4 separate regions of the Mus musculus genome follow, and all the other regions are linked to region 2. Evidence: chromatin loops called from intact Hi-C (ENCODE). Cell type or tissue: left cerebral cortex. All regions are shown on one strand. Links, peaks and the distances in the headings refer to the core of each region. The heading gives the core; the rest is flanking DNA.

Region 1 (8,077 bases), core at 1,834-4,333, 720 kb before region 2:
TCTATATCTGTACACATCACATATCTATAAATCACATATATGACGGTTGCGTGGTTTTCCCATTGGCCGTCCCATTTAAAAAGAATCAGAACTGGCATAGGTGCTTTCCTAGCTTGTCTCTGGTCTCAGATGTTTACTCTGGAGTACGTGCAGGCACCAGATTTGAGTTGCTCAGGAATGGCTGGGAACTGGTCAAATCTCCTCTCTACGGAAATAGACTCAGTATGGCTAAAGGTTCTCTCATTTTCACGAAGCCTTATGCAATGGAGGCAGCTACCCATATTTTGAGAACCAGGAACATTTGGGCTCAGGATTAAGCTGAACAGGCAAGAAGTGAATGCTACATGAAGAAGTCTAAGTGTGATCTGAATGTTACTGTGGACACCAACTGCTACAGATGGGCCAAGCCTTCATCTCAGGTTGTCATGTAGAAAAGGAAGCCAGCCACGGAAAGCAGCACTAACACATTGAAACAGTAGCCCAAGGGGGTTGCAGCTTAATTAAAACAATCAAAAGGCAGAAATGAAGATGAGGTTCCTTATAAGGTATTGTCTTAGTCAGGGTTTCTATTCCTGCACAAACATCATGACCAAGAAGCAAGTTGGGGAGGAAAGGGTTTATTTGGCTTACACTTCCATACTGCTGTTCATTACCAAGGAAGTCAGGACTGAAACTCAAGCAGGTCATGAAGCAGGAGCTGATGCAGAGACCATGGAGTGATATTCTTTACTGGCTTGCTTCCCCTGGCTTGTTCAGCCTGCTCTCTTATAGAACCAAGATTACCAGCCCAGAGATGGCACTGCCCACAAGGGGACCTCCCCCCTTGATCACTAATTGAGAAAATGCCTTACAGCTGGATCTCATGGAGGCATTTCCCCAACTGAAGCTCCTTTCTCTGTGATAACTCCAGCCTGTGTCAAGTTGACACAAAACTAGCCAGTACAGGTATATTTTCAAGGTAGTCTCACATCTTCATCTCTGTTTCATGCTGAAGAATGTCAATGTCTGCCCGTGCCTTGTCATGAAGTCATTTCACCGTTGTTTGATTCTGGCAAAACAGGACGATATTGTAGACTGACGCTGTGAGAGCTGAGAGTCCCCCTTAAAAGCACCTGCAAGCTTCATTGCTTCATACACGTTGCTATCCTAGTTGGCATCAGCATTCTGCTCAATGACTATCTTTGCTTATTTAGGGTGTTAGTGGGCAATGAAGCCATGTAGTTGATGAGAAAACAGACTCACCCCTTCTGAGTGTGTCCAGATGGCTTACCTGCTAGACCCCCTGCTCACTGCCTAGCTAACAGATGTCCTTGATGTCTAGCAAAGAAAGTTCTGGTGCTCCAGTGTACAGGGTGGCCTGGGCATGAGAGTGAACATTCTCCTAAATCCCCCTCCCTGCCAAGTGTGCGTGACAACTACACCCACAGAGAGACTAGTTGCCTTTGCTTGCTCGTCATCAGAAGATAAGATGAACCCTGAAGGGAGGTACACGTTCTGTGGCAGAAGTGCCTTCTCCCGTGGCCTCTTTCTGCCCTGGGGCTTGGGGTGAGCTGTCACCTTCACATTGCCAACCTAGGACCCGCACAGGAAGTCTCAGCCACTTGCTGGCTCTGTGCAGGTTGGAAAAGTACACATGACAAGCATCCTTTGGCAGGCAGAGCTTGCAAAGAGCCTGGGAGGGTGGGTTGGAGCTGGTACCCTTCTAGGACAGTAACTCTGCCTTCCTTTTTCAAAGAGGAAATTGGCCCAATGTCCATGGACAAAGCTGCATGGATAAGACCTGTGAGCAGAACACAGAGCCCATGTTCTGCCTCATGACCATTTCCTACCGAAATGAAATAATGAGATTCTCCCTTGCCTCCCAGGCTTTGAAAGGAAACCTGCCCCCACTGGCACTCAGTCCCTGGCTCCTTCTCCAAATCATTACTCCTGCGTTTTAGCTGAGCACCTGTCGATTTCCTTGAGGGCTTTTTTCCTTTCTGTTCTCTTCTGTTGCCATCAACAGCTTGCTTTATGAAATCACTTCCCTAACTAATTAAATCACCATTCCCAGTAAATGTAGGCTCTGTTACAACACTGAGGGCCAAGTGAGGAAGGAGCACAGATCTGTGGTAGAGGTGAGGCTTCTAGAAAGAGTGGCTGTTGTGTTCAGCAGATAGCTTCCTTATGACATGTGAAATTTAATCCTCAATGACATGAGGATTTTCCATAAGTAAATCCTTTTTATTATTCCCACCTTACAGACATTGAGTGTGAGTTACAGTGGTCCCATGAGGCTCTGCGGGCTGTGACGCCTCTTCTGGTAGAAATCGAGGCATTGTGTGTATGTGTTTCCTGTCCAAACCTAATCAGTTGCACCTCTGCTCTCGAGGTCCTTTATCAGCGGTGGGGTAACAGCAAGGACAAGTAGAGACCACAACTGGATCTGCTTTCTTTTGTTTCAAAAAAATGACCACCCAGAAACACCAGGGACCCGAACTGGCTGCAAAACCATTTACTCTACATCTCATCTGTTTATTAGACGTGATTGGAAATAAAGTCCTTATCTGGGGGTGGGTGGGAGTGGGGGTGGAGAGGTGTCATAGGGTATGCCTGTTAGCCAAGCCAGCATGAAATGGATCGTGAGTTTGAAGGTGAACCAGCAGTTCACTGGGCCTTTTCTCAAAATAAAGTAGAAAGAAAGAAAAAAGCAAACAAGTGAGAGGTTACAACTTTCAACTAGTAAGCGTTGAATCTATCTATCTATCTATCTATCTATCTATCTATCTATCTATCTATCTATCTATCTGCTTCAGGCAGAGAGGGTTCAGAGACAGCAGGTGGCACTCTTTCTCCTGGAACAGATGGCTGCCTGCAGCTTGCCTTCAGACTGAGCAGGGGATGGACACAACCACTCTAAGGACTTGGCAGGCTTTAGGTACTCAAGAAGAACAGGACAAAAATTCTCTGCTCATAACTGTTGGCCAGATGTAAGCATCCTAGGGCCTGAACACACTCAGAGGCCCTACCTGGGCTTGGGCTACTGATGAGCTTGGATAGGCGTGGTCCCTTCCTATGACCTTCTCACAGTGACTGTGTTTCTAAAAGGTAATTAGTCCTCAGCTAAAGACACCTTCTGTACCTTTCTAGGCTTTAGACTGTGATGCAGGAGAGCCACGTGGCCTCTCAGTATGGTAAGTTTACTGCCACAGGGAACTGGGAGCTGGCCCAGAGGTAAAGCGCTTGCTGAATAAAGATGAGAATGGGAGGAATTTGGATTCTTAGCATCCATGTAAACACTGGGTGTGTGTGTGTGGAGACCTACCTACCTCAGTGATGCTTGGGAGGCAGAGAAAGAGGATTCCTGGAGTAAAAATTCTAACTAAACTAGTTGAATTGTTGAGTTCTGGGTTCAAGTGAGAAACTTTGTCTCAGTGTATAAGGTAGAGAGTAATCAAGGAGGATACTTAGCACCAATGTCTGGCTTAAACACACACAGACACAGACACAGACACAGACACAGACACAGACACAGACACAGACACAGACACAGACACAGACACAGACACAGACACAGACACAGACACAGACACAGACACACAGACACACACAGGCACAGACACACACAGACACACAGACACACAGACACACAGACACACACACACACCTGGACATACATAAAACACACACATACACACATAGATGTACATATCACACACACAGAACAAAAACATGATATACTTATCATAGGCCATATAGAAAGGTGAGAGACTTGGGATTTGATGTGCCATGTTGAGTGAGATATGTCCCCTGATGGGAGATGCAAGGATGGTAAGATCCTGGAAGACCCTTCTTGCCCAGAAGAATGGGGCTTCATTTGAGAGATGTTGGATATGGGAAACACCTTATATTAGGTTCACTTTCAGGACAAATTAAAAGATGCCCTTTGCTCCATGAATGTCACCAAACAATTCCATGTGAGGGGAAGTGTCCACTGAAGTAGAAGTGATGGAGCTGGTAAGGTCACTTGGCTTCAGGCAGATCACTTATCAGTGCTCCACAGTTGATTGTGATTAATTACTGGTGTGTGTGTGTGTGTGTGTGTGTGTGTGTGTGTATGGGGTAGAGTGTGCACACACAAGGGATTATTAAGAGTGAATTGTTTGGAAGAGAAAATATATAAGGCAGGGAGAAGAATCATGGGAATTCTGCACTTCTAGTCCCATGGTCAGTGTTGATGCTCACAGTGACCCAGCCCACTGAGGAAACCATGGGAGCCGAAGCTGATGCACATTGTGCAGTAATATGTGTGTGTGTGCGCTCATGTGTGTGCTCTTTATGTAGCTGGTGAGCCAGCCCTGAATGTCTCCTACTGAAGTTCACATCTTCTAGCTTTGAGGACAAGTTCAGTCAGCTAAGTTCTAGTGGAGAGACAGAGTGACCTTGTCTTTTGCTCCTGGAAGCACTGAAAAAAGTTTAATAGAGTGGAAAGGCATCATGGCTCATGGGTGGTAGTGATGAAGGAACTGGTGGTGGTGATGGTGGTGGTGGTAGTGGTGGTGATGGTGATGGTGGTGGTGGTAGTGGTGGTGATGGTGGTGGTGGTAGTGGTGGTGATGGTGGTGGTGGTAGTGATGGTGATGGTGGTGGTGGTGGTGATGGTGGTGATGGTGGTGGTGGTAGTGGTGGTGATGGTGGTGATGGTGGTGGTGGTGGCGATGGTGATGGTGGTGGTGCTGATGATGGTGGTGTGTGTGAGTGTGTGTGTGTGTGTGTGTGTGTGTGTGTGTGTGTGTGTGTGTATAACTTTGCACCTTTACCTAAAAGATCTGGTCATTACTGTTATCAGCGATCATTAGCTGTCAAGAGTACCTGCTGTGTAGGGCCAGATGTTGAGGAGGACATGGAAGTCAACATGGTTACCTATCAAGTTCATTGTGTACTAAGAACAACTGTCAGAGTCTGTTTTCCTTTCAGCTCAAATATGCAAATGCAGGGGGTGTATTCCACTGCATTTCTGTTATTTTTCCTAGTAGAGAGAGAATACAGCTTGTGTTAGTCAGTTCTTTCCTCCTACCATGAGGATCCCAAGGAAGCACCTTTACCTGCTGGGCCATCTTGCTGGCTCCCACCCCACGTCTTAAGGTTTGTTTGTCTGGACACAATCAGTCATGTGCGAGGCATGAATTTTCAGACTGAGGAAAAGAACACTGCATTTGCTTTGCCCTGGTATTCACACAGTGTCTGGGGTTTCTTGTTGAGGAGTTTATTTGTCAGGAATAGACTCCGATCCATGAACTGAAGGCTTTGGGGATCAGACATGACCAAAAGCAAACAGACAGCTGAGTCAAACACACTCAGCAGGAATCAGGCTGCACATGCTCAGAGCTACAGTGAAGCATGAGCTGTAGCTCCTCAGGTGGATGCTGCCAAGGGTCCCTGGGCACAAACGTGGGCATTTTCAGACACACCAAGCATCGTGGGCACAGGCAGGCTGCAGGTGAGCTGCTGACTCATTTCTGTGGCCATGTTGCCCGTAGCAACTGGAACAGCAAGGGGTGAGGTTCTTGATTATTTAAAAAGAATAGTCAGTCCAAGGAGGGGAAAAGGGTGATGCTCTCAACTGTGATCCTAAATAGCAACTATAAGTAGGCTGTGCATCAACGTTTTGGGGCAGGCATTAAAAAAACACACACATTTGTATGAGGATTCAACCACTTTGGAGGAGTGAGTCAGCAGTAATTCCCTGGCAACTCTATTGCGTAGATAGTAAGAGAAAAAGAGACTTGCAAGGTGGCCATTGTCCGCAAGGGTAGTGTTACAGAGCCCCACTCTCATGCATTCTGCATATATTAATGGGTGTCATCTTACAGAAGCACTGTAAAATAGGCCAGGTTATTGCAATCTCATTCTGATGTAAGTAGAGGAGCTGGGAATTGAACTCATGTCTGTTCGGTGTCAGAACTCTTGACCACATACTGTTCTGGTGTTCAGGAAGGAGAATGGACAGAGGTGTCCACAACAACTGGAAAGTAACTAAGGATGGTGCATAGCCAGGGGCTGAATCATGTTCCTACAACTACCCACAGTCCCTATTACATGAAATGTGTTGACATATTTTAGATATGGGGACTGGGGAAGGGCTTGTTGAGAAGGCTAAGGGTCTACCCAAGTCCAGGTAAGGCTGACTAGTGGAGCTCCGAGTGATGAAGTAACAGTTTCCCATGACTTGTCTGTGGGTCTCAGGCCACAGCATGCTAGGATAGCTCTGGCTGCTGAGGAAAACAGAGGTCATTAAACATGATTTTTGCCATCTTGGAGTCTGCTTGTAGTTTCTCAGCCAGTTAATTGGCCTGGGAGCTATTAGAAAAGTAATTAGGAAAGAAGACAGGAAGTACAAGGAGAAATGAGGGTGGACCCTTCTTAGTCGTAGTGAGCTGACATTTTTTTTTCCATTTTTTATTAGGTATTTAGCTCATTTACATTTCCAATGCTATACCAAAAGTCCCCCATATCCACCCACCCCCACTCCCCTGCCCACCCACTCCCCCTTTTTGGCCCTGGTGTTCCCCTGTACTGGGGCATATAAAGTTTGCAAGTCCAATGGGCCTCTCTTTCCAGTGATGGCCGACTAGGCCATCTTTTGATATATATGCAGCTAGAGTCAAGAGCTCCGGGGTACTGATTAGTTCATAATGTTGTTCCACCTATAGGGTTGCAGATCCCTTTAGCTCCTTGGCTACTTTCTCTAGCTCCTCCATTGGGAGCCCTATGATCCATCCATTAGCTGACTGTGAGCATCCACTTCTGTGTTTGCTAGGCCCCGGCATAGTCTCACAAGAGACAGCTACATCTGGGTCCTTTCAATAAAATCTTGCTAGTGTATGCAATGGTGTCAGCGTTTGGATGCTGATTATGGGGTGGATCCCTGGATATGGCAGTCTCTACATGGTCCATCCTTTCATCTCAGCTCCAAACTTTGTCTCTGTAACTCCTTCCATGGGTGTTTTGTTCCCAAATCTAAGGAGGGGCATAGTGTCCACACTTCAGTCTTCATTCTTCTTGAGTTTCATGTGTTTAGCAAATTATATCTTATATCTTGGGTATCCTAGGTTTGGGGCTAATATCCACTTATCAGTGAGTACATATTGTGTGAGTTTCTTTGTGAATGTGTTACCTCACTCAGGATGATGCCCTCCAGGTCCATCCATTTGGCTAGGAATTTCATAAATTCATTCTTTTTAATAGCTGAGTAGTACTCCATTGTGTAGATGTACCACATTTTCTGTATCCATTCCTCTGTTGAGGGGCATCTAGGTTCTTTCCAGCTTCTGGCTATTATAAATAAGGCTGCTATGAACATAGTGGAGCATGTGTCCTTCTTACCAGTTGGGGCATCTTCTGGATATATGCCCAGGAGAGGTATTGCTGGATCCTCCGGTAGTACTATGTCCAATTTTCTGAGGAACCGCCAGACTGATTTCCAGAGTGGTTGTACAAGCCTGCACTCCCACCAACAATGGAGGAGTGTTCCTCTTTCTCCACATCCACGCCAGCATCTGCTGTCACCTGAGTTTTTGATCTTAGCCATTCTGACTGGTGTGAGGTGGAATCTCAGGGTTGTTTTGATTTGCATTTCCCTGATGATTAAGGATGTTGAACATTTTTTCAGGTGCTTCTCTGCCATTCGGTATTCCTCAGGTAAGAATTCTTTGTTCAGTTCTGAGCCCCATTTTTTAATGGGGTTATTTGATTTTCTGAAGTCCACCTTCTTGAGTTCTTTATATATGTTGGATATTAGTCCCCTATCTGATTTAGGATAGGTAAAGATCCTTTCCCAATCTGTTGGTGGTCTTTTTGTCTTATTGACGGTGTCTTTTGCCTTGCAGAAACTTTGGAGTTTCATTAGGTCCCATTTGTCAATTCTCGATCTTACAGCACAAGCCATTGCTGTTCTGCTCAGGAATTTTTCCCCTGTGCCCATATCTTCAAGGCTTTTCCCCACTTTCTCCTCTATAAGTTTCAGTGTCTCTGGTTTTATGTGAAGTTCCTTGATCCACTTAGATTTGACCTTAGTACAAGAAGATAAGTATGGATC
Region 2 (8,077 bases), core at 2,499-4,998:
GATTACGGGCTTAGAGAAGATAGTGACTATCATTTCTTTTGAAAGTCCTTATTGGCATGTGTAGTTCTGAGATCTTTGAAACATCAAACAAATACTGAAATAAAGATCCAAAGAAGGAAATACACATTCGATAGATAGATCTTGGTAAGATGGCAAAAATCAAATATTCAATATTTTAAAAGACTCAAAAAATATTTTGTTATGTTTTTCTGGAAAGACTCTAAAGCTCCCCCTCCCCCGCCTCAGGCCCCTTACCCGTGGTCCTTGGCTAGCGCCTTACAGAACAGTTGACGCGGTGTTAGGTAAAACGGGGCAAAGACTACCCGCAGGGAATGCATGACACCTATCAACTAAGCTCAATTCTAAGAGAAGAAATGGATTTGAGACAAAACGAAAATGCTGGATCTAAATATATGTAGCACAATAATTCTAAAGTAATTATATACTATTTATATTCAATATTCAATTACAGAATTGACTCTAGCTCAACCATATAATAGCCGAGAAAATACCAGTATGTCTGAGCTTTACAACTGTCAAGGTCATATGCATACTGGGGGTGAGTATGTTATGTCTCTCTTTAACCATCACACCACTAGGCCTGGAAATGTATGCGCTGGACATTTTCCATTCGTCCCTCCAGACCCTCAGTCAGATGCCTACAGTCAGCCCGGGACCTGGGGGCAGGGAGGAACCTTCATGAACTTCATTCACCACAGACTACTTAATGCTCCATCTTTCACATGGATTTGCTGGGAGGAGACAACGGCTGGATCAAGGAAGAACACTGGGGTGAGATGTTTACATTCCGAGCTCCCAGTCAGATTCTGTTTAGTTGCTGAGCTCCGCTGAAGCCACAGCTCCTGTCAGACACTAGCCAGTCTCTGGCAGTTCTCTTGCACCCTGATAAGCTCTCTGCTCTTGCCAGTCCCTCCTCCTGATGCCTGCAGCTCCTTGTCAGTTTCTCTATCTGCCCACACCTTTGTAATTCAGCCCTTATCCTGCTTCCTCCCCGCAGATATCCTTCCCTGTGTCCAGCTAGGATCTAGGCGCGGTGCTCCAGAAGCCCCCCTGGCTCACACTTGCCGTTCTAGAACACTTCACCGGCAAGGGGACGGGAATGGTGGTGACTTGTGGTTTTGATGTCATATTCGAGAAAGCTTTGCTTGACACAATACTGCAGAGCTGTAGACCTACGCTTCATTGTAAGAGATTTCCGATTTGAGGTTTTATATTCGGGCTTTTACTATGATCTTTTTTTTTTTTGAGCTACTCAAGGCAAGACTCTAAATTGATCCTTGTAATGCAAATATTCAGTTATCCCAGCAATAACTTGCAAATACTCCTTTTTTTCTCACTGAATGGTGCTGACATTTTTGTTAAAAACTAATTTATTGCCAAGAGTTTACCTCTGGGCTCTGAACTCCGTTCCACTCATCATGAAACCTAGCTATCCCTGGGCTGCATCACACTGTCTAAAACAGAAACTTTACACCTTTTTCATTCAGGAAAGGCAAATCTTCCAATTTCATACTTTTAAGCAATTATCTTGGCTGGGACTCAGGAGATAGCTCAGTTTGTAAAACACTTAACATGCAAGCATGAAAAGCTAAGTCTGGTGCCTAGCACACATGGAAAAGAACCGGGTATGGCGGCACATACCTGTAATTCTAGCACACGGGAGGTGGAGATGGGCAGCCAGATCTCTGAGGCTTGCTAGCCAACCAACCCAGCCTTTCAGTGAATTCCAGGTTCAGTGAAAGACACGAACTCAGAAGGTAAGATGGGAAATAAATAGGCAGACACCCAGTGTTGACCTCTGGCCTCTTCGCTTCCACTCATGCACACACATACACACCGCCTCGGCTAACTTCAGTACTTCATGTTACCATCTCAAAGGCAGAATGGGCTTGTCAGTTTCTGCAAAATTAGCCTCTGGGAGTTTACCAGGGATTGTGTTCAGTCTATTTACCCCATTGGAAAATCAAGTCTTCTAGTACACGAGTATGAAGTGTCTCCATTCAAGCAAAGCCTGTGAGATCTGTCTGTCTGCGATGGCCTCCCATGACGCTCACTCTTGCGGACTTTGCCCTAGGCACATAATCCTTTGTATGCACCCAAGAGCCTTCCCACCGCTGCTCCTACCTACTTCCTGGGATGTTTCCCTCCAATATCTCATGGCTCACTCCTTCTCCTCCCCAACCCTGCTCCACTTTCATCTTCTTCTCTATGAGAGAGACCTTGGCCACCTCCTTGAAGTTCTATCCACCACCAGGAGGGCTCACTGCTCACAACAGCCAGCCATTCTCCCTGTAGCACTTACTGTCTTCATGCAACAGACGTTGACTGCAGAGTTCCTTCCCCTGCTAAAATGTCTGTTTGGCTCAAGACTGCATCTGAAAGGACTACATGTATAATGTATGTATAGTATAGTATATTGCAGTATGTAGAAAATGCAACACAATACTTTTTGAGTAAATATATGAAGAACTTTGAAAAGCAGTATGTATCCACCGGTAGGCACAAAGGGAAAGGTAGGCATTCTTAAAAGTTGAATTTATTTCTTTCATTTGCTTAATAAAAAATTAATGACTTCTCTTTGTCAGACACTACAACAGTCACTTAGAATATTCAAAATGGACAGAGCTCTATTAATATAGACCATACCTATTCATTTCCTATCTCTCTTCATACTTTGCATAGAATGTAAAAACAAACAATACAATACTTGTCATGATAAATGCTCTAAGGAAAGGGAATAAGTATACGTGATAAATTTTAGGTAAAAGAGGTAAGGAACCGGCCTCCAACTAGGAGAGACAGTTAAGGTCTCCCTCTAAGACAATACCAGGACAAGGAGAAGCCAGTCATGTAGAGACCTAGGAGAAAAATATTCCAGGGAGATAAAAAGTATAGAGTTATGATGGGGAAGATGGAGTTCAAGAAACAAAAAGGCACCACAACCTGAAGCTGGCGTAGGAAGCTGGTGTAGGAAGCTGGCGTAGGAGGCGTGGATACACTGGGAAGGGCTCCTGTCTCCACTGTGGTGCTTAAACTGACCTCCGCACTTTTAGCAAGTTCAACCCTTCCTAGACTACTCTATTCATTTTTCTCTCTAGGAGTTGACAGCATAGATAAGCAGTGTCACTGACAAACGGGGCTAACGTCTGTGCACATAGAGAAGGCTGTGCTCGTCTCAGAGCACTGTTTCCATTGGCTAGGAAATGTGTGCCACACGAGGGCACCTGTAGCTCATCCCGAACCCTGCCCAGCCCACTGCAAGAATGAGCACAGCAAGACCCAGCCTTAGGTGCCAAATGCTGCAGAAGCCAAACACACATGTGGACTGGCATGCGCTGCAACAATCACCACGGGGCATTAGCTGCAAGTCACTCCCGACTCTGTTTGCATTTTTGTCAGGAGTGAAGGGTGTTTGAATATTCGTGACTGGAGAAGATGGTGTGTTGATGGTAAGCAGACAGGGACTGAGAGGCTATGAACACAGACATCCTTCTATAGTGAGAAAAGCCTGTGTATGCCAGCATGTGTTAATACCACGATTGCCAGAGCCTACCTGAAGACATACGTATTAGGACAGAGTTTTCTTTCATGCATTTGCCTAGATAGCCTCACACAACTCAGATATTATTTAATGTTGAATCCTTACATTTTTGGTAAGACAAACAGCATTTTCAGGTTTAATCCAACAGAAGAATTCATCGTTCACATTTTTTTAATCTTTCACTTTATGAGACATAATCAGTGGTTCTGTGCATTCCTGACTTCAACAAAGGTGGCATCTGAGTGGCTCATCAATATGAACACCAATGAAATTCAGAGGCACTGAAAAGGATGCCATCCAGTGATGGAGGAGCGCCACCTAGTGTTCACTGTGGTTACAACATGTCACCAAAGCTGAGTCACACAACCAGTTCACCAATTTAATCCTGCGATTATGAGCTAAATCATAGCAAACTTGTAAAGGGTCTAGTCAAGCAGCACCAGGTGAGTCATAAATTTTTGTAAATAATGGTATGTTTCACTCTGTCTTCTATGAACTGAAGGTTTAAAAACAAAGCTAACATGTCATTCTCTGTACAGCTACAAGAAAGCTGCAGAGTCATTCGCTAGAATTCAATAAAAGAAAACGTTAAACACCTTCACCCTACCTATGGCACTTTAGAAATTAAACAGAGCTGTAACTTAAAAAAATTAAAGTAAAAACCTCAACCTGGGCTACACTAGAGCTGCACCATCGCCTTGAGTGTTCATAAAATCAGGACATCACTACTCAAAGAGCTGCAGCCAGCTAAGTACTCAGCAGCGGGCAGACAGGAACTCCGAGGAGCACCGGGCTTCCCTCCCGTTCCAATTCCTAAGAGAAAGAGGCTGTCTTCTGGTTCTACTACAGCATCTTCATGCCAGGTCAGGCCAACAATGTCTGACCCCTCACATTACAAAGTGACTGACTTTTTTGGTCATCTCCCCAGGTTATTCTCAAGCAAGTTTGAAGCCTTGGTTTTTAGCCACTAATAAATTAATTATCAGGCTCAACCTCTACCGTCATGGAGGGTGAATAACAGATGACTCTCCTCACCTGCCCCCTCACACCTAAATCTATTATATGAGAGGAAAACAACTTAAAAATAAAGGTTCTATTAGCTACCTCAAGAATAACTTTCTTGTGGTATAAAGATTTAGTGAGAGAGAGAGAGAGAGAGAGAGAGAGAGAGAGAGAGAAAGAGAGTGTGTGTGTGTGTGTGTGTGTGTGTGTGTGTGTGTAAAATTAGTTTTCAGCTTTTAACTCCTTCCCTTCATTGAGAAGCCAGAACCAATTCAGTACGGGGTCAGCTGGGTAGACACAGGAAGTGTACACAGCCAGTGGATGACAAACAGCAAGCACGCCGCCCTGAGGCACGTCGCCTCAAAGCGTGTCTCAGCTTGCTTATCTTTAAATTTGGGGACTAGACTAGACTAGATTCGGAGATCATGAACATGTTTTTTAAAAATATCAGTCAAGTATATGAATTAGTTTCCACTAGAACCAACACACACACACACACACACACACACACACACACACACATACCACCACCACCACCATCACCACCATAACAGCAGAAGTAAAAAGCAACCTCTATGAAATGATTATTATCCTCAATATGTCCACGTATCACTACACTTTTGAGACTGTATTTCGCTTTATTTTATATATGTGGATGTTTTGCCGACATGATGTCTCTGCTGCACATGCAGTGCCTGTGGAGACCAGCAGGGGGTGTCAGATCCCACAGAGCTGGAATCAGAGATGGTTGTCAGCTGTCACGTGGGGCTAGCAAATTAACCCATGTCACCCGGAAGGGCAGCCAGTGCTCTTAACCGGCAGCCATCTATCCGGTGGTCCCCTGCTTACTGTTTTATGGGCCTACTGCTATTCACAATTTAGAGCATTAGGTGACTCTACTACGCATTAGGTGACAATCTCAGTGTCAGAATCATCGGAATTAGGAAAACCGGAAATCCCCTCCACTCCTAAAGCGTCACAATGCCACGCCACACTGGTCTAAGTTCTCCAGGTCCAGCTCCTCTTCACACCGACTACCACCCCGTTCCTCACTACGGTTTCTGTCTGACTGACCTGGCTGTACCCTGAGCTCTAACTCAACCTTCCTGATGCCACAACCCTTCTATACAGTTCCTCATGTTGTGCTGATCCCCAACCATAAAAGTATTTTCACTGCTACTTCATAACTGTACTTTTGCTACTGTCATGAATTGTACTGTAAATATTTTTGAAGACAAAGGTTTGCCAAAGGGGTTAGGACCCACAGGTTGAGAACCACTGTCCTAGCTGCCCCACCCACCCACCCTGTAATTGTTTTAATTTTTGTCCTTATAATATTATCACGTTACCTCCCCCTTCAAACTCCTCCTTCCAAACCATCCTGCATAGCACTCCCTTGTTCTCTTTCCAATTCATGACGTCTTTTAATTACTGTTACGTGTGTGTGTCCTTACGCATACACACACAACCTGCTCAGTCCATACAATGGACATGGACGATTGATTCTCTCTGACCAGCCCATTCTCCCTCGAGGGACTGGAGAGGGATTTCCCTGACTATCCAATGCCAGCCCTTCCTGTATTCCTCACTCCGCAGCCTTACAAGGTTCCTTTCTCGTGATTAGCAATGCCTGATATCATATCATGTCCTTTTCCCCCCAAAACTGTATATCTCTCCAAGCTCAGCCATTTTAGTTCCTTAGGAGTTTGAAGGTTGTCTAGACCAGTGGGCAGCACAGAGTAGAAATGCAACAGTGACCGTGCATGGATGAAGCCAGACTCTCTCAGAATAAACATCTGCTGCCTCTGATCTAGACTTTTAGTTTTCCACAGGACCAGGTAGGCCTGACAAGAAATCCTTCTCTGCCCAGGTTTCTAGCGAATGACCAGCGCAGATAGGCATAGAAAGTCAACTTGCTCTCTTTCCTTCTCAGCTATCTCTTCGAAGCACTTCTTTCTTCTTTAGGTGTCAGCCCCTCTGTTCTCAACAGTGTAGAATTATCTTCTCTGTGCCTACCACAGCACCCTCCAGAGACACTGTGGATTAATTAGACCTCCTGACTGACATAAAAGAGAAAAGCTACAAAATTTCAAGGACTGTCCTTATTTGTGAAACGACTTCCAATTTGCCATGTTTCTGTCGGGCACTAATATGGAAAGAGATGGAGAAAGGAAGCAGGATGGAGCGGGGAGAGGGGGGGGGCTGGGGGGTTGGGGGGGAGGGACGGGGAGGGCTGCTGCTTTACAAGGGTGGACAGGGCTGTCCTGCCTCCTGCTGAGGCGCCATCTGAGCACAGGGATAAAGGAAAAGACGGAGCTTTACAGGTAGAGGAAAGAGTGGGGTGATTGGAGGAAATGCAAGTCTAAAACCACAGACTGTGCCTCAAAAGAAAAAAAAAGTATCGTTAGCCACAGATTTTAGATACGTAGGTAGATAGATAGATAGACAGACAGACAGATAGAGTCTGTTAAGCATTTCATTATACAGATAACAAAGCTGAACTTTAACACTGATCCATAACAATATGGTGTCCTACTGTCTCTGAATGCCTTCTAATAAATTTAGGGATTGATGTTGGCATTAAAATGCACCAACTTTCACTTTGGATTTATATATATTCATATGTTAAAGAAAGCATAAAGCCCATTGAATAAAAGTAACACAGGAGCTGGGCATGGTGGCACACGCCTTTGATCCCAGCACTTTGATCCCAGCACTTGGGAGGCAGAGGCAGGCGGATTTTCGAGTTCGAGGCCAGCCTGGTCTACAGAGTGAGTTCCAGGACAGCCAGGGCTACACAGAGAAACCCTGTCTCAAAAAAAAACAAAACAAACAAACAAAAAAAAAAGTAACACAGGAAAAGCCATAATGTTATTTTTAATTAACATTTCTTGGCTTGGGGATTTGGTAGTGGGGGGTTTGCCTAGCAAGCACAAGGTGCTGGGTTTGGTCTTCATCATTGAACCAAAAAAAAAAACAATAAACAAAAATTAACCTTATCTCATACCGATTAGTCTCTCCTCTGTGTTCCTCAGATTCTGAAACGCCTCTGAATACTTGTCTATAACAAAACAAGTAGACACAGGTGCCTAATAGCCAGGGGTTATTAAACAAAAGTCTCATGCCACATGTGGGATACCTCCATTTATGCTGTTGGTCAGAGAGAACCCAGAGGCTCCCCACACAATACCGGCTCTTGCCATTCCTCTTGGCTGTTCACCAGAGTTAGTCGATAAGGCTCTATTGCTGAAGACACTACACACCTTGGGTGCCATATATGGAGAAACCAAACTGGAACTTCTTCCCTGCTGACAGGCTCTCATACTGCCCGAGGATGCAACGCCGGCTGCTGGGGAAGAGAAGGCGTCAATAACCATCAATCTCCACATGATGACCCCATGAACTGCAATACCAACCCGCAGGCGAGACGTGCTCATCACTGCAACAACAGCCCAACCATTAGCGGGGAAACCAAGCACTCTGATCAGTTTCCAGGCCTGCCTACCAAGAGGG
Region 3 (2,500 bases), core at 1-2,500, 120 kb before region 2:
ACGGTTATTTCTCAGACCATGAATGAAGCAATGCCATCCTTCCATAGGCGTGGCTTTGGTCTCCAGGGTCCCCTAAGGCTGACATGAACACTGCTCAGTTTCTCTTGCATGTCAGTTTGTTTCCGTGATATTTGCTACCCCAAAGGAAATCAAATCAAAACGTGGATTTTCTTTTTCTTTTTGTGAGCTACGGAATCTATGTAGGCAGCCCTGGCTGTCCTGGAACTCTTCAGACTAGGGTGGCCTTGAACTCACAGAGATCCACCTGCTTGAGTGCTGGGATTAAAGATGTGTGCCACCAACACCAGCAGGAATATTACCTTAAAGATGCATCAAAGCTCCTTTATGCAACCAGAGACAGGAACAAGTTGTCAGTGGCTGGCTGGCTGGCTGCTTGTCTTGAAGGATCTCTTGCGAATGTTAGTGTACCTTTCAACAGATATTTAATCTTCCCACAGAGACAAGCATGCAATGGGAAGTACTGTGGTTAGGACTACTACCCCACGCTTGTACTTGACTCACATGGCTAGGGTAATCTAGCAAAAGGAGGAACTGCTGTGGTTTATGAAGGAAGCCCGAAGCCAGTTTCTGCTCTCCCGGTCATTTGCTTTTAATACCGCTCATCACTTTCAGTGGCACCTGTGTCACAGAGCCACAGCCTGGCCCACTGTGTGAGTTCTGTCTTCTACATCTGAATGTCCTGTTCTGTGACGGACATTGACTCCTTCAATATTTTGGTCCCCAGTTAATACATTGCTGCTTCTTATTTGTCCCTCCTACCCAAATCCCCTGCTAGCTTGTCAGTGGGATCGGGTTGTTTTGTTGTTGTTGTTGGAGTGCTGTGACTCATCATTCCCATTGGTGTGCCTGGTTCCTGTCTTCGGAGGACAGATTCTGACCACCTCTTTGATCAATAAGTGTTTTCTATTCCAAGTTTTCAAGGTAGATGTATTGGTAGCAGAAAGCCCCCTAAAAGAGTCAAATCTACACTCCATATCTTAGGTCAAGGCTCAGATGCAGGGCTAACCTGAGTAAGCAAATGGCTGCTCTCCAGCAATCCATATTCATCAGCCTTTGGAGCTAGATGGGCCAGGGATGGAGGAGGAAGGCTGTGCATTTGGCTGTAACTGTTGTTTTCAGACTGCCCCCAGTCTTAGCGGAGGGTGAAAGCCTGTTTGAAGACAGCATTGTTGAGGAAAAGCCCGACATATTTACCCTTGCCTCAGTATACAAGTCCAGCTCTTGCACTAGAGGTGCACTGGACACTCCATGTGGTGACTGCCATCTTAGCAGGCACCCAGTTAGCTTCTCATTGTCCCTAGTCAGGTTTACAGTAGGCTGGCGCTGTGTTAGCTACAGTAGTAGGCTGTGCCACAGCTCGTTTGTAGTGCTCACTTCAAACAGATCTAAGTTGTCTCAGATTGACAAGGTGGATCACGCATTTGCCTTCCTGACGTGTCTTATTATTTCAGCAGCTTACTGTCAACATGTCCATTTCTTTGGACTACAGCTGAGTTTTAGTTTTCAGAAAAAAAAGTATCTTTTGCTGACCAGTGTGGGTTTTACTTTTAGCCTCCCAAGAATGAATCCTTGGAGACTTACCCACTGATGATGAAGTATAATCCAAATGTCCTGCCTGTTCAGTGCACTGGCAAGGTGAGAACGCTTTCGGGGCTACTGAGGGCGGGAGGGGAAGTGGGGCGGGGCAAGAGGAGTGGGTGAGACTCCTCACAGTTAAAGGGACAGTTTTAATGCAAGGAACTACTTTTGGGTGTTAGGCTCCCAAGATGAATCGTAACTATACAAGCTAAAAGGGACAGAACTGTAACTAATAAAACCAAGTTTGTTTACTGGCACAAGAAACACAGGTATCTAAATATCTGAATTTAATGTAATAGAATGTGGGTTTATGGACCCGCAGAGGTGAGCTAGCCCACGGCATGTGTTAAATTCTGAGGCCAACTTTCTTTTTTCACTCTTAATGAATGCTAAAAATGAGTGCTACAGTACCAAGCCAAGAGATGGATGTAAGAAATAAAGGACACATATGTAAGTCTTCGGAGAGAATGTCGCTGAACACTGTCCAAAAGCCAGGGGTTCCTCTCACTGTTGGCCTTCCTGCGAGGCTGAGCCAGCTTAGAGAATCACTTACTTGGTCTCTGCCTCAGTGTCTCCATTTGCAGAGCCCCCTTTCGTGAATGCTTCTTGGCTGCTTTCGGCCAGAACCGACCTTTATCCTGTGGTGTCACCAATCCACGCCACCCACTGCTTGATAGGCTTAGCTTCTGAGAGGTTTGAGGTAGGCACGCCACTGCAGCCTCTGATGGGGTTGAGAGTCTCGTTCGTTAGAGCAAGACGAGACCCATGATGCGTGTATGCCCTTAAAATTAAATTTCATGTCCTTTTGGTTTCCAGAGAGATGAAGATAAGGATAAAGTCGGGAACATAGAGTACTTTGGGATGGGCGGATACTACGGCTTCCCTCTGCAGTATTATCCCT
Region 4 (8,077 bases), core at 4,332-6,831, 730 kb before region 2:
AGTATGTGTGTGTGTGTGTGTGTGTGTGTGTGTGTGTGTGTGTGTGTGTGTGTAAGTAAGGGCAAAGGCTGGAACCGGCACATGTTCACAGCAGATGACTGTGAGAGTAGATCAGGAAGCATGGTTAGGAGCTTTCCAGGTAGGGATGGGAATACACAAGGCAAAGGCAAAACCAGAACTTCACCTTTGGGAATTGCACGTACTCCAGGCTGGGGTTGGAATGTCTTTCTGTAGAGTTGGGCTTGATTTTGTGGGCAAGGAGAGCCACTGACGGTGTTTGTATTCAAGATGAGAGAGTTCATGAGCTGGAGGGAGAATAGGAGCAATGGGGTAGTTCTAAAGGAGATGGCAATTGAGCAACTGCAGGGAAGGACAGAGAACAGAAAGGGAGGAGCTAAACTGAAGCCCAGTGTGGTGGCTCATGCTGTAATATCAGCACTTGGGAGGCTGGGGCAGGCATATCACTGTGAGTTCAACGTCAACTTAGACTACATAATGAGTTCAAGGCCAACCTGGATTATAAAGGGAGACCCTATATAACAAAACAAATGCAAACCACCACCACCACCACCACCACCAAAGACAGAAGAATAACATAAATATGCTAATACAGTATTTGGAAGAGGTCAGAGGTTGGCTTAGATCCCTATGTGGCATTTAACTCAATTTATCTCATCTCTGCCTCTGTCTCTCATCAACCATGTCTGAAGTTTGTTTATTTGCTTTTTAAAAGAAATAATCACACCAACAAATGTTTATTCTGGTATCTTCTTTGCAGTTTAAAATTTAAGGGCAATCTACCCATCTCCAGGCATGTTTCATCCAGTAAACCCAGGGTTATGTCCTGCTATTGGAACACTGAGAGCCTAGGAAGGCCCATGAGGAGCAAAGACAAAAGCTCTGGATCAGGGTTGCTTTTGGGATGCAGCAGTGGTACACTGGTGTACTATATCAGGAACATGAAAAGTGGGGAGGGAAGGACACGCTGAAGAGACAGCAAGCACGAGAATGAGAACAGAGGGCAGATGGGAGAGAGAAACCAGACAGAGCCAGCCGCACTGGAATCTTTCATTCTGACAGGTCCCAGCGCAGGCAGCAGACCTTCTAAGGAACCACTGCAGCCTGCCTGCAGAGGAGGAGCCTGGCAGCCCAGATTTGCCAAAGACAAATGCTGCTCTGCAGACAGGGAGCAAGGGCACTGCAGAGAGGCCAGCCAGGAGCATGGTGCTGTGCAGAGGGGCATGGGAGGACAAAGGGTGGAATGCAGGATGGGTGACTCACTGAGATCCCTGCCCAGAGCAGGCGTGGCTTCATGGCCACCCCTCGGAGGGGCCTTAGCATCTTCCTTGTGCTCAGGACACGGAAGAAAGCTAGCTGGAGAGTACACATTCTCTCCCCCCCTCTCTCCATCTTCTTCTCCTCTTTCTCCTCCCTTCTTCCCCCTCCCTCACCCCTCACCAATTCCTTCCCCTCTCCTTTTCCTCTGCCTTCTTCAGGAAGGCCCCCCCCCCCACCCCCCGTGAGATTGGCCTTTTAGATATGTGACCTTGGATGAGCCATGTAAGCTTTAATTTCCTTGTCTAGAAAATTGGGGCAGCTCCTAAAACAGCTATGCAGGCTAAATAGAAGATGCTTGGCATTGCCCTTTTCACCTGGGGCCATGACTCAAGCTGTTTTGTTCCTGCAGAATCTGTATGACTTCGTAGTTAATGGCTGACTCATCTAAGGTACCAGTAGCAGCTTGCCTGATTGCCCCTGCCAGGAGAATGACAGAAGATTGCTCAGCCAGGGTGCCCTGCAGCCGTTGCCAGAGGCAGCCAGAGACTGTTAGGTTGTCCTTCTATGAAAACCTACCTCCAAAAGCCACTTGCCTTTCATGGCACATTCACCCTGTGTCCAGTGCCATGCTAGGAGCTGTGCACCGAGGATGCGGAGCTATTTAGCAGGCCTTCCTTCTGACCTGGATGCAAAAGGGACCTTAGCACTGGAGAGGCTAAGATTATAAATCCCAAAGCTCAGAAATAAATAAATAAATAAATACAGGGTCTGTATTTCTGAAGCCTAGGGGCCTTGGCATTGGAATTCTATACCTGTATCAAAGCTGTCATGTCTCAATGACAGACACATCTCATACCAAATTAAATAGGAGACTTGATAAGGGCCTAATATCTTTATCATTTTGTGCCAGGTGTCACACCATGGTAATATTACTATAATCTGATAATGGTAGATGCTGTGAGCTACAATTTTTAGTTGACAGGACACATCCTCTATAAGACATCCCAAGGTCACATGGAAAGGGCTTTGCTTAAAATAAACTTAATTTATTTTTAAGCTTCATACAAGTGTATGTTGCAGGTTGAACAAACTCCACCCATTTCTCCAGCCTCCCCTTTCTTGCTCCTCCCTCTAGTCCTCCCCTTCAACCGCCTAGATAATTTTACTTCTACTCTCATGTCATATATACACAATTTTATGTCCATAGGAGATACAGGAATCACAAACGAGAGAAAGCGTAAGATATTTGTCTTTCTGAGACCATCTTAATTCATTTAGTAGGGCGATCACCAGTTATACCTACCTTCTTATAAATGACCTGGCTTCCTTCTTTGGGATTGAAAAATTCCATTTTTTTATAGGTGTCTCGTTTTGGTTTTTTGAAACTCATTCCGCTATTGTTAGCTAATTGTCTGACCCTGCAACAGAATACTCCAAGAATGGAGTATGTCCCCTAAGAACTTTCTGGCATAAGTTTAAGAGTAAGGATGACCCCACCCACCCACCCAGTCCCTACTGATAATTAGTGTGTACAAACCACAGCATCATAGGGCAGAAGGAGAGAGTTAACTGACCTGGATTGGGGAGCTCCTGGGAGGGTCTGCTGATTTTGTATGGCCAGGCAGCCTTTCCCCATGAACAACAGTGAGCAAAGACTACATATCCCCTCCCCCCCCCACCCCCCCCCGCCCACACCATATTCATTGCTGCTGTGTCTTGACAGCTTAACAGAAGGAAGAGTTAATGTGAGCTCAGAGGGCTTTGTCTGCCATGGTGTAGAGAGCATGAGGGAGCAGAGAATAAGAGTTCACAAGAAACAAGGGGAGCAACAGGAAGTGGCCAGGGGTCATATATGCCAAAGACTCACCCCAATAACTTATGTCTTTCAACCTGGTCCCACCCCAGAAGCTTCCAGAACCACCCTAAATAACTAGTAGAAAACAAAATATTTGTAACATGAACTTGTTGGGGAGGGCATTTTGGATTTAGACTATAGCACTCAACCAGCTCTTCTGCTCTCCTGGGTCCTGAGGTCACACACCCATGTCTCACTGAAAATAGATGACAGAGAGGGGGAGGGAGAGGGGGAGGGAGAGGGAGAGGGGGAGGGAGAGGGGGAGGGAGAGGGGGAGGGAGAGGGAGAGGGGGAGGGAGAGGGAGAGGGGGAGGGAGAGGGAGAGGGAGAGGGGACTGGCAAGAGAAAGAATGCATGTGGCAATTTTAGATCCAAATCTCTCCCTTGTTGGCTAGTCTCTGGACCATCATGCCTGAGACTGGGTTGATCTTACCACTCATTGTCCAGGGATTTGAGAGAGAATCCATTCTCAGAGTGAGAGAACTGTGTGGAGACCTGCATGATTGGCAGGGGACATTTGACATGTAGCAGTGCTGTGGGTGAGGCGAAGGTGGCTTCTCTTCAATGCATGGTTTTACACATTCCTACACTGTGCACAGACTGTTGTCTGTGTTCATAAGGGCTCTAGCTGCAAGAAGAGTCCAGAGTTGAGAGATATGCTGCTAAAATGGCCTCATCACTAGGAGAGACAGGGAGAAGGGACAGGGATGGAAAGGGAAGGGGAAGGGGAAGGGGAAGGAGGAGAAGGAGAAGGAGAAGGAGAAGGAGAAGGAGAAGGAGAAGGAGAAGGAGAAGGAGAAGGAGAAGGAGGGAATGAGAGAGAGAGAGAGAGAGAGAGAGAGAGAGAGAGAGAGAGAGAGAACAAGCAAGCACTCGGGGCTTTACAGAAGCTAGCCTGGCAAGTACTGTACCACTGAGCCCCAACTGTTAGTTTTGAGACACCATCTTGTTAAATGACTGGAGCTGGCCTTGAACTTGTAGTCCTTCTGCCTCAGCTTCCCAGTAGCTAGGATTACATACAGTTAGATGGTTAGATGTCTTTTCAACAAAGTGGCCTGAAATACTTTTATTAGTCAGGAGTTATCACTTGAAATTCCTTAATCATTTGTGCAGCAGATAATCTTTAGGCATTTACTCGTTGTCAAGCACTGTGGTAGACACTAGGATAAATAGCTGAGCAAAATCAGAAAGCATTTCTGCATTTCAAACCTCAGTGTTCAGTGGGAGAGCAAAGAGGCCCAGCTCTCATGTTAGTATGCCAAATGATGTAAAATCGTCATGGTGACAGGGTAGGTCAAGGAAGACGTACAGGTTTCCTGGCTGATGAAACCAGGGGTGAAAACAAGGGCATGTAAGATGAGACAGAAGAGAGGGGACTGTGCATGCCAGGAGGGGAGAGGATGGCAGACAGGCAAGACAGAGCCAGCCTGAGGTAGGAGAGGCCTGTGAGACTTAGGGCTGAGGGTCAGGTGAGGCTGCAAAGACAGACCAGTTCTAAGTCCTGCATTCTCTATCAGGTTAATGCTATTATTCTGAGGATAGTGGGAACACACCAGAGGAACCAGGGGAGCTTTATGGTGACGTTCTGTTCTTTTTGTTTATTTTTAAAAATTAGATTAAATGAATTGTTCTTTTTAGACAGGGTCTTATTGCACAGCCACAGCTAGCCAGGAACTCACAACCCTCCTGTGTTGCTTTCCTGAGTGCTGGGGTTGCAAGAGAGAGTTACTATGCTGGACTACATCGTGCTCTGAAGAGAGTGTGTCGGATAGAGCGGCAGTATGCAGAATGTATTGGGGGAACTTACTGCAAAGATGGATAGGTCCGGTGGTGGCTTATGATGTCATTTGTATTTTGTTTGTGGATTATGGTTAGAAAGAAAAGAAGATGCCTTGGAACCACTGTTCCAGAGACTTCCGAGGAAACAGGAAATTAGCAGAGGGCTCTCAGAAGAACCCTTAGCCAAGGATTTCCCAGGATGTTTCTACAAGCCAGGCCTCACATTAAAGAAGGCCCAGAAGTATCTAGTTCAAGGCTAAAGCCAAATTAAGCCCACTTTTCAAGCCCCAAGCACACTATATGCTGAAGAGAAGTAAATGAAAGGAGAAGGGCTGCTAGGAGGGCATATGACTGCCTCAGGTCCCTCCACAGAAGGTGCTGAGCCCAATGGCTTTGTGGGTTTGTCAAGGACTCCATCAAGCCTAAGGCCTAGAAGTCTGCCACCTTATTATGAAGCCGGGCTAACAGGGAACTCGCAGGCCTCCTGTCTTACCCTCCGGAATGCTGGGACTATAAGTGTGAGCTACTACGCTTGGGTAAGCCGTGATCTGAAGAGACTCTTCCCAGGCTAGAGGAAGTCGGTCCCGTTTCTAAAGACTGCTATGAAGATAGAAGATAGCTCTGCTAATCTTGTTCTTGCCTTTCCTACATGCTCTGTGATTGGGACTCTCATCCTTTGTATTTGTGGCTTGAGCTCAGGGCCCAGGGTTTCTAAAACATCAGAGCTGGGGTATTTGGGAAGCTGAATGCTTTGTAGGCATCCTGTCTTTAGGAGTCTGGCAAGGAGTGATGAGCTGAGCCATAGAGAAGCTGGTTCTTTCGGTTGCCACAGAAACCGAATTGAGCTGGATTTAGCATTAAATTACAGGGTACACACAGAGATGGAGTTAAACATTTGTCTACCCTGCCTGGTTTTCTTTTCTTTTCAAACAGAGGCATCTCAGAAAGTGGCAGCAGCTCCCATGAAACAGAGTGGGGCAGCAGGGCACAAAGGGCACAGGGTGGGGGCTGCCAAGGCTTTGAAAATGCCAAGGGCTCAGATTCCCACTAGACGCACGGTTATTGCCCAAGCATCATTCTCCTAGATGCTAGACTCTGCCATGGAAGGAGTGCATCAGGGAAGAGAGCAGAGAACTGAGCAGAATCCAGAGCTGTTGGGTTTGAGACATTTGCTACCAGGTGTGCATAGCTGCAGATAGCTTGTTGAGATGTGCTGTACATGTGGAACCCATATACCAGATCTCAAAGACAGCATGATTAGAAAGAATATATGTCATGTAAAATAATCATTACATTGAGTTGACCAAAGTTTGGGTATGTTAAGTAAGATATGACTTTAAAACAATTCTACCTATTTCTGCTTACAGTTGGCAATGGTGTTACTGGATAATTTAAAATCCCATGTGTGGCTCACACCATATTTCTGATGGGCTGTTCAGATTCTGAGACTGTTCAAAGCTGGATTAAGACAATCCATTAACTGGAGAGGTTGTTCAACCTCAAGTTCCTTCGGATTATTTGCAAGATGGAGGTGTCAAGCCTTCTCTAGAATCCTCTGAGTTTATGACAAACATTTTATGCTATTTTTCTCTTCAGGTCAAGGTACTCATTTCCCCAGTTGCCACAGTTTAATGTATACTGACTCATTTTTCAGGAGCTGCATTGGGTATGCATCACAGTGGCCAAAGATCTCAAAGAAGCCACACGAGCAAGTAGCTGGGTTCTCCCATGCCACCATGTTTTCTCTCTATCAGCAGACATTTATGCTAAGGTTTTTTTTTTTTTTAATTTTTGATGGACACTGCCTTATAAACATCTTATAGAAGAAGAAGAAAAAGTCCAGTTTGAATTGCAAATGGGTTGTTGTGTTAGTTCATTTTCCATTGCTATAACAAAATACACCAGGCTGGAGACTTTGTATAGAGGAGAGGTTTATTTGGCTCATAGTTCCAGAGGCTGCAAGGTCAAATGGCATTGCAAGGGCTCTCTGGCTATATTACTAATGGTGAATGACATTGTGTGGGAGGAGCATTGTGAGCAGGAAAAATCATGGCAAGGCAGGAAGCCAGAGATCAGGGAGGAGCTGCTTTCCCCCCTGTTCCTTCTCTTAGAACTAACTGAAGTCCAAGGAAACTATATTAATTCCCCTTGAGGGTATCCTTCTAATGAATTAATTGCCTTATATTAGGCTCCACCCTTCAACACCCCCCCACCCAACCCACAGGAAACCATAGCAGCTGTCTTTGTATGAAGGTGCAAGCTTGCAAATGAACTGCTATGAATGGGTCTTCAAAATACTCTAAATAAGCAATGCTCTGGGCAGTAGACATAGTCATTATTATAGAGATGAGTTGAAATAGGAATATACGTTGAGTTCCTGAGAAAGAGCATATAGTTTGAGCAATTGGCCTGGTAAGAGAAAGGAGTGTAGGAAGAGGCATGGAGATGAACCAGTGGTAGAGCGTCTGTCTTAGTCAGGGTTTCTAGTCCTGCACAAAACATCATGACCAAGAAGCAAGTCGGGGAGGAAAGGGTTTATTCAGCTTACACTTCCACATTGCTGTTCATCACCAAAGGAAGTCAGGACTGGAACTCAAGCAGGTCAGGAAGCAGGAGCTGGTGCAGAGGCCATGGAGGGATGTTACTTGCTCAGCTTGCTTTCTTATAGAACCCAGAACTACCAGCTCAGGGATGGCACCACCCACAATGGGCAGGACCCCTCCTCCCCTTGATCACTAATTGAGAAAATGACTTACAGCTGGATATCATGGAGGCATTTCCTCAAGGGAGGCTCCTTTCTTTGTGATAACTACAGTGTGTATCTAGTTGACACAAAACTAGCCAGTACAGAATCTAAGGGTTTAAAAAGTTTTGGTTTGCATGTTAATGCCACCAAAGGAAACCACCTTGGAAGAAGCCCTGGGCAATCCAACAGAATGACACCACCTCATCTCTGTTTTCTGTCACTCAGTATCTGGCAATGGATATGTGTGTTGCAGTAGCCACTGCTGTGGTGGTAGAGATGATCCATGTCTATATGTTGTAAATAAACAACCAGTATAGGGGTTGTGGCCTCGAGAGGTAGAATTCAGAGATTCAAGAGAGGAGTACAAACAAGGGTGGTCTTGCTCTCTACTCTTCCCAAATGGAATATGTGACCTCATT

Evidence for each region. Peaks named below come from ENCODE experiments on the same cell type or tissue, not always from the same donor. Only the 100,000 strongest peaks of a DNase experiment are listed, where the experiment ranks them.
Region 1: a loop joins it to region 2, with 5 times the contacts of the local background. A loop is called at or near these places in 9 of 42 quality-filtered maps.
Region 3: a loop joins it to region 2, with 4 times the contacts of the local background. A loop is called at or near these places in 5 of 42 quality-filtered maps.
Region 4: a loop joins it to region 2, with 2.8 times the contacts of the local background. A loop is called at or near these places in 9 of 42 quality-filtered maps.

What each region holds. Positions count from the first base shown.
Region 1 is chr1:165,030,671-165,038,747 of GRCm38, reverse strand. The region is part of intron 5 of Gm51669 (a long non-coding RNA gene); the gene reads left to right. Among named protein-coding and RNA genes, the nearest start is that of Gm51669, 26 kb to the left of the region's middle. In left cerebral cortex, for the core only: a CTCF peak has its summit at 2,818 (motif pointing right); DNase peaks (open chromatin) are centred at 1,947, 2,360 and 2,863; H3K27ac peaks cover 819 bases.
Region 2 is chr1:164,312,689-164,320,765 of GRCm38, reverse strand. Nme7 (NME/NM23 family member 7) reads right to left here. Exons shown (of 14, transcript NM_138314.4): 3 at 7,828-7,913. The coding sequence starts at 7,887. Among named protein-coding and RNA genes, the nearest start is that of Nme7, 9.1 kb to the right of the region's middle. In left cerebral cortex, for the core only: a CTCF peak has its summit at 3,881 (motif pointing left); DNase peaks (open chromatin) are centred at 3,346 and 3,878.
Region 3 is chr1:164,438,455-164,440,954 of GRCm38, reverse strand. It overlaps Atp1b1 (ATPase, Na+/K+ transporting, beta 1 polypeptide), which reads left to right. Exons shown (of 6, transcript NM_009721.6): 5 at 1,573-1,656; 6 at 2,416-2,500. Among named protein-coding and RNA genes, the nearest start is that of Atp1b1, 19 kb to the left of the region's middle. In left cerebral cortex, for the core only: no CTCF peak of the experiment used is centred there; DNase peaks (open chromatin) are centred at 495, 1,135, 2,203 and 2,476.
Region 4 is chr1:165,039,931-165,048,007 of GRCm38, reverse strand. All of the region lies in intron 5 of Gm51669 (a long non-coding RNA gene), which reads left to right. Among named protein-coding and RNA genes, the nearest start is that of Gm51669, 17 kb to the left of the region's middle. In left cerebral cortex, for the core only: no CTCF peak of the experiment used is centred there; DNase peaks (open chromatin) are centred at 4,478, 4,817, 4,863 and 5,684; H3K27ac peaks cover 1,784 bases.